3 separate regions of the Mus musculus genome follow, and all the other regions are linked to region 3. A link is a loop called in an ENCODE intact Hi-C map of the cell type or tissue named here. Cell type or tissue: left cerebral cortex. All regions are shown on one strand.

Region 1 (2,500 bases), 160 kb before region 3:
AATTTCTTTCGGTTTTCTACTTATTAGATAAAGTGATCTGAACTAAAAACTGTATGGATTCCCAATATGCCTTAGAATAGTTACACTACTGTTAGGATTAAACTAGGGGGGTAGGACAAGCACCTCAATTCACCATGTGGTTGTAAGGCAATGCACGTTAATTTAAAGTGGAATGCAAAGGATATTTTATTATGGCAAACATTCTTTTAAAATCATTAGCTAATATGCTGTGATGCTTAGTCAAATAGATAAATATATCTTGCAATTAGGCTGAGAGAGGGGAAACATTTAAAATCTGTAAGAGTTAACTAAGAAATAGTCAATACGCAGTATGTCTAGTATCAGTATGTCCAAAATTAAGATGTACACTTAGAAAACACTCATGGATTTTAAAAGAGGAGCCTTCAGAAACGCCACACTTTGGTAATCATTGTGGGACAGAATGACAGAGAACAACTTTCCCACAGACATGGAGACCAGCACTTGTTTGAGGTCACAGAGGCTTGGGGCAGGAAGGGGAGCTGATGTGCAATGGTACAGTGTCAGGAGGGAGGTGACACAGCCCATAGATGGGGGTGATGGTGCAGAGCAGGGTCAGTATAGATCAACAGGTGTAAGGAGAATAAGGTCAAAGTTTATGTTCTGCATATTTTACACATTTTCCTTTTCTTCCTCTTTTGAAAATAGTTTTTTCTCCTCACATAATATATCCTGATTATGGTTTCTTCCTCCTGTATTCTTCCTAGTTCCTCCCTACCTCCACTCTCATCTAGATCACATCCCTTTCTGTCTCTCACTAGAAAACAAGGCTTCTAAGAGATCATAATAAAATACAATGAGATTAAAAAGAAAAACCAACAAGCTAACACATTGGAATTGGACAAAAGAAACTAACAGAAGAAAAGAGAAGCTCAAGAGAAGACACAAGAAACCAAGGTATATTCAGTCAAACACTCAGGAATCCTATAAAAATACTAAACTAGAAGCCATACTAACACACACACACACACACACACACACACACACACACACACACACACACAGACACACAACACCTGATGCAGACCTGTGCAGGCCATGTATATGCTACCTCAGTCTCAGTTCATATGAGTTTTGGTCATGCTGATTTTGAGGGCCTTGCTTTCTTGGTTTCCTCTATTCCCACTGGCTGTTATATTCTTTCTGAATCCTCTTCTGCAGGGTTCCCTGAGCCCTGACAGAGGGGATTTTACAACAACAACAAAAAATTAAAGGCCCATTTAGAAGCAAGAGAGCTACTGGATCTTTATCCTAGATGCTCTGTTATTCTGTTGAATAATCAGAAGACAAGGTGCCTGGAGCACATCCTAATTTCTCACAGAAACACTCAGCTAAAAGTTACATGTGGGGCTGGAGAGATGGCTCAGCGGTTAAGAGCTCTAGCTGCTCTTCCAGAGGTCCTGAGTTCAATTCCCAGTAACCACATGGTGGCTCACAACCATCTGTAATGGGATCTGACGCCCTCTTCTGGTTGTCTGAAGAAGGCAACAGTGTACTCACATACATAAAACAAAGAAACAAACCTTTTTAAAAAAAGTTAGATGTGTTTCTCTAGGTTCTCAAACTTCCTAATGCTGCAGCTCTTTAGTAAAATTCCTCGTTGTGGTGACTCCCAACCATAACATTATTTTTGTTGCTACTTCATAACTATAATTTTGTTACTACTATGAATTATCATTCAATATCTGATATTCAGGATATGTGATATGCAACCCTCACAGGGTTAGAACCCACAGGCAGAGAACCAGAGCTCTTCTAGAGTCACCAGGAGGATTATGTAAGGTAAGTGGCTACTGTGTGTGTGTGTGTGTGTGCAAATGCTTATGTCTGATAAGCATTTCTCCATTTTCACATGGAAGCAGGGGCTTTAGGTAACTAGATAATTCATGGAGTGAATTGGAGAAGCCAGGCGGTGGTGGTGCACGCCTTTAATCCCAGCACTTGGGAGGCAGAGGCAGGTGAATTTCTGAGTTCGAGGCCAGCCTGGTTTACAAAGTGAGTTCCAGGACAGCCAGGGCTACACAGAGAAACCTGTCTCGAAAAAACCAAAACCAAACCAAACCAAACCAAAACGAATTGGAGAATAAGGGGAACAAAAATTGAAAGAAAAATTTTAATGCCGTATTTTTTATAAGAATAAGCTACACATTATTAAATGACATTTATTTCAAGATCAGTATCATATTCTACATATATGGTCCACATATAAATATATATGTGTAGAACTGGTTTCCACAAAACACTTAAAACTCATCCATCCATCCATCCATCCATCCATCCATCCATCCATCCATCCATCCATCCATCCACCTACCTACCTATCTACCTACCTACCTACCTACCTACCTACCTACCTACCTACCTATCTGTTAAGCCAGGGTCTCACTGTGTAGACCTGGCTGGCCTGGAATTTACTCTGTAAGCCAGGCTAGCAATTCATAGAGATCTTCCAAATATGTGC
Region 2 (2,500 bases), 210 kb before region 3:
CAGGGTCATCCTGGCTGGCATACCCGCCCCATACTCTCCATCTCTCCATCTCCGGAGTTTCACTGCCTTCCCCCAGCTGTTCTTTCCATATAATCCAGCCCTTTTGGCTACATGGCCTTTTGGTCTCTCAGTTCTTGACTCCTCTCTGCCCCTACTTCTTTTCCTCTCTTGCCCCATCTCTCCTCTCATGTCCCAGTTCAGTCTGGACCCTTCTGGATGCCTCTGGTTGTTCTTTCCCTTATATCTTCTGTTAACATTTCAAATCCCAGACAAACGGCTGGGGTGCCTATTTAACATAGCAAAGAAGACCTGGCTGCTAGGTTCACTCTGCATCCCTCAGTCCCTACCTGTTCCAGGGCCCTCCTGGATGGCCGACCCTGCCCCCTACCCTAGGAGGATGGGTTGCCCTTATCTATATAATCTAACCATTTTGGTTACCTGCTCTCTTTGTACCTTTGGGGCCTCCTGGCTTGCAGTACCTGGTTCCCCTGCTCGCCCCTCTCTCTTCCCCTACCCCGCTCCTTACACGGCCCAGCTCTGGGTCAGGTCCACTCTGGACTCTCCCAGATGTGCTTGCCTCTGGCTGTGCTCTCCCGCATATCTATAATAAATTCTCCCCTCTCCATACCCAGGAGCCTCCAGATTACCTTTTTCCCTATGTCTTTTATTCATTCACATGTAATAAACGTCCCCCTCCACCATTCGCAGGAGTGTCATGCCCCCAGGGTTCAGGGTCCACATGAGTGTCTCAGATTTAATATCCAACCAAATGAGTAAGACATCTGGTTTTTCATATACAACTCCAAAAGGACCGATTGGCGGTGTGTGCATCTGTAGCTACTCAGACGCTGAAAAAGAAGCCAGTTATTCTGACAGTTACCAAGCATTCTTCATCCAGCAACTCCAAAATGCCCATTTTTGCCTCGATCAGGTCAATAACAGGCTGGTTGTCATAGAAGTCTATCAGAGTCCAGGGGATGTCCTCTTTCATGTATTCCTCTTGCTCAAGTTTAAAGACGTGCTGGGGAGCCCAGAGATAAGGTGGACATTAGACAACGTCAAAGAGAGACATGAAGGGCTTGATACAAGCCTGGAAGGTGCAGATGAAGGTCCGCTCTGTGATCAGGAAGACCCTGGAACACTGCCCATCCCCCTCCCCAGGTCAAAGCCACTAAGAGGTCTCCAGTGGGTCTGGCTGTCACCCCGACACCATCCTGAGTGGATTCTCCATTTCCACTAGGTCAGGCCTGGACCAAAAAAGTGTCACCACCAACACAGCTGCCTGAGTCCCAGTGGCTGTGGGCCACTGCTGCTCTCTCTCTGGGGACAAAAGCAGCCTCCACAGCCTGGATCAGCCCAACCAGGGCAGGGCAGTCACAGAGGTTGTTGGCTATGTAGGCAGTGTGCAAAACCTATACTAGAATTCAGGGCTTCAAGGAGGCTCCTCCTGGAGGATGAAGGAAACAGGTGATAGATGGGGAGGAAAGTGTCACAAGTTGTTCCAAAACGGAAGTCAAAGATGGCGGTGCAGTTTCAAGATATAGCCACAGAGCGGCATAGCAACTCAATGTATAGCTCTAGCTATCAGGAACATTTTTTTTATCTATTAACCCAGGCATGCTTGGATTCCTGAATGAGGAACCAGAAAAGGCTCATGCCCAAGTCGTGCACGCAGAGGGCTGAGCATCGGCCCCAGGAAGACAAAAAGTCACCTACCAGGTTAAACTGCTGCTGTAGTTTTTCATTAGCGTAATTGATGCAGAACTGTTCAAAGCTGTTTACATCAAAGGTCTCAAAACTGAAACACAGTTGAACAAATTAAAATGAAAGCAAGCCCAGGACCTAATGCTCATTGTAACTAATGCATACGTGTGTGTGTGTGTGTGTGTGTGTGTGTGTGTGTGTGTGTGTGTGTGTGTTTAACGATTCCATAGCTTAAGAGGTTTGCTATGTTTTCGGCAAGTTTAAACTACTTCAAAGCTGCTTGCTGGTTCCTTCTAAGCTGGCAGTCAGTTGACAGACTACCCTTTTCCCCACTGGTTGTCTCCTGCATCGAATCTGACTGTACATGATTCCCTCCCCAAACCAGGCATTACAGTAGACCTGTCGCAAGCAAGCGGCACAATGATTAATCCATGTAACACTGGTGTCAGCATTACTGTCCTCCCTCTACAGGACAGAAAATGGCTGAGGGGTTGGCTCCATTTCTCAGGGCATAGCACTGAGCCTGATTGGCAGTAGCGCTTGAGCTTTCAATAGGAGAACACTCTCCTCTCTCTCTGACGACTCTGCCTTTCCCCAGGCTGGCTTTCAGAGTTCTTCAGCCCAGCAGGAAGCCACACACATCCCTGTCTGTCCTTTAGGCTTTAATAGCTGTCTCTAGGGTTACCCAGGCGACTGACTTGTAAACTCAAGAGCCTGGAGCAGTCAGACACAATACAAAGATGGGGGACTGGCTGGTTACTGCACAGCAGTGAGCCCCTTGGGGCCTGTGACAAAC
Region 3 (2,500 bases):
AGGTTTTGGAGGCTGTTTTTTGGAAAGGTCGTCATTAAATGTACCCCCTCCACCCCAGTGCAACTTGGGGGCCCATGTACGCTAGTTAATGTTCTATCACTCGTTTATGCCGCTGGTCTTCTTACTATCTTGAAAATATTTTCTCAAACACCTATCTTGTTTGAGTATATATTCTTCAAAATGCTATTTTACAGGAAAGAATTTATCATATCATAACAAGAACAATGGATCAATAAAATCACAGGTCTCCTTTGACGGGAGGATGGCCAGCTGGCCAGGATACTTTTAGCTATTAGACTCATTTCTCTGAACTGGCAAAATCACACTTTGGCACATTTTGAGTCTCTGAGGTTATTTATGAAGTAAAATAGCAGAAATGTTAAATCTATAAATATCAAACCAACTGTTCTTATATAGCAAGTAAATAATTCATCTAGAAGATTTTTGCCCTGTCTTTTTTGTACTTTCCTCAAAATTTTATATATATATGTATGTGTGTGTGTATATATATTTTTTATTCACTTTATGTATTATCAACACTTGACCCTCAACAACTCCCTTATACCCCACTTTATGTCTTAAGAGGATTTTGTAGGAAAAAGTGCTAATGGCAGATACCTTCTGTTGTCAAATCCCTTTCCATATTCCTAACCTATTCTGCTTCCGTATTTTCCCTTTCTAGGCTGCAGCTTCATCTTCTAATCTCTTACTGTGGCGATTCACACCTGTACTCCATACAAAATTTACCTGTGTATTCAGCACAATAAGACTTTAAATAATGATTTTCCAGCCCTTACATTCAAGAATGGTATGTCCAGAAGTTTAAGTGTGAGGTGCACAATATATATCCTGGATATTGTTCACTGTGTGAACATGTCAATATGCTGCTATCATTCTCACAGTTAAAAGCTAAGCCTTCACAAGTCCACCACCTCAGCTGGCACTCAGCTGATAGTCATATGCTCAAGTCTACACAGAAAAATAACTGCACTATCATTCTTAAAGAAGATTTTTTGGTTTTGTTGTTGTTTGTCTTTGAGACACGGTTTCACTATGTAGCTTTGGCTGACCTGGAACTCACTATGAAGACCTGGCCTTGAACTCACAGAAATTCATCTGCCTCCTGAATTCTGGGGAAGTTCTTTAAGGAGTTTTTCAAAATGTATTTTTATACATGATTTCTGTCCTAAGATTGGAACCTAACCAAGCAGAATATGAAGATATACTTATGTAAAGCCGGAGACACCAATGCAAAAATAAGGTGTGCTAGAATCTTAGCGACATCTAGTGGCAGGTTCAGCCTTCACAACACAGATCTACTGCCACCCACTGGCATTCTCAGAGCTGCAGTGTCAAAGCAAATCTGGATTAAAGACCCTACTTGTAGGTTTCCCTTTCTAGTTTGCCCATTTTAGATAATGCTTATTGAAAAGGTGTCACCATCAACTGTTGGCCTTTAGTCCCAGCACTTTCAAACCTTTTGGCCAGAACCAGATTTTCTTGGGCCAGAACGATTATGCAGCAGCAGGTGAAGGAGCTTGCGACATAAATATGACAAGCTGAGTTTCATCTCTGACACTAATGGTAGATGGTGAGAACTGAGTCTCCTGACCTTCTCAAGTATGCTGGAGCACACATGCACCCATTCATGCTCACACAAGAGAAAAATGAGGCCAGGCTGATCTACAGAGTGATTCCAGGAGCCACGTGTACAGAGAAGCACTTTCTCATGAGAAAACCAAACACATTTATGATATCTACTTGAACCTGAGAGCTCGAGAGTTTGAGACTAATCAAGGAGGGGGTAGTGAGAGGAGAGAGGTAAGACGGAGAGTGAAGGATGGGGGAAGAAAAAAGGGACTCCAATTCTTCAACTTTCTTGTCAATATACAACATAATTAATAAGTCCTCCTGCCAGTACAATCTTAGATGTTTTCAAACTTTGGTCTGTATCCAACAAGTGAAAAGAAAGTTAGGAAAAGACTGGCCTAAGCTACACTTTAAAATGTAGTTAAGCACTATCAAGACTTCCACAATACATCTCATGAACTATACAAAAACATTCTTAACCTAGTGCAGATGCAGGACCTTACATTAAGAAAGTCCGAATTGCTGGACATTCACTAACATTCTACCACAGCTATAGATTTGCTTATAAAGACACACTCATGGGGTGGGGGCACTGTGGTGCTGGCATTCAGCCACTCTTGCTCTTCCCTACGTACTTCCTCAAACAGTATAAACAGAAGGCTAAAACTACATTTCCCAAACCGCATTACTATTAGGTAGCCAATGATAGCCACAGCAGATGAACAAGTGTGGAAGAAAAGAAGCATTCTTCTCTTGATCACACTGTTACAGAGCAGTAGGCCCTTGTGAGTTCCTACAGTGGGGTATCCACAGACAATCAGGGCTCCTGTAGAAGCCACATGGCAGTTGGATAGAAGATGGCAGGCTCCAAACAGGACTCATTCCTAAGTCAGAGACATTCTTCAATCCC

The links. A loop is a pair of places that touch in the nucleus more often than their neighbours do. Peaks named below come from ENCODE experiments on the same cell type or tissue, not always from the same donor. Only the 100,000 strongest peaks of a DNase experiment are listed, where the experiment ranks them.
Region 1: it touches region 3 in a loop (4-fold over the local background); 13 of 42 quality-filtered maps call a loop at or near these places.
Region 2: it touches region 3 in a loop (2.5-fold over the local background); 18 of 42 quality-filtered maps call a loop at or near these places.

The regions. Positions count from the first base shown.
Region 1 is chr9:75,204,413-75,206,912 of GRCm38, reverse strand. The region is part of intron 35 of Myo5a (myosin VA); the gene reads right to left. Among named protein-coding and RNA genes, the nearest start is that of Myo5c, 26 kb to the left of the region's middle. In left cerebral cortex, a CTCF peak has its summit at 1,489 (motif pointing left); no DNase peak of the experiment used is centred here.
Region 2 is chr9:75,261,506-75,264,005 of GRCm38, reverse strand. Myo5c (myosin VC) reads right to left here. Exons shown (of 41, transcript NM_001081322.1): 11 at 1,717-1,798; 12 at 881-1,021. Among named protein-coding and RNA genes, the nearest start is that of Gm33750, 25 kb to the right of the region's middle. In left cerebral cortex, a CTCF peak has its summit at 1,538; DNase peaks (open chromatin) are centred at 1,558 and 2,376; H3K27ac peaks cover 776 bases.
Region 3 is chr9:75,049,024-75,051,523 of GRCm38, reverse strand. The region is part of intron 1 of Arpp19 (cAMP-regulated phosphoprotein 19); the gene reads right to left. Gm51714 (a long non-coding RNA gene) reads left to right here and starts at 454. Exons shown (of 2, transcript XR_003948357.1): 1 at 454-2,500. In left cerebral cortex, a CTCF peak has its summit at 1,301 (motif pointing left); a DNase peak (open chromatin) is centred at 1,291; H3K4me3 peaks cover 724 bases; H3K27ac peaks cover 1,616 bases.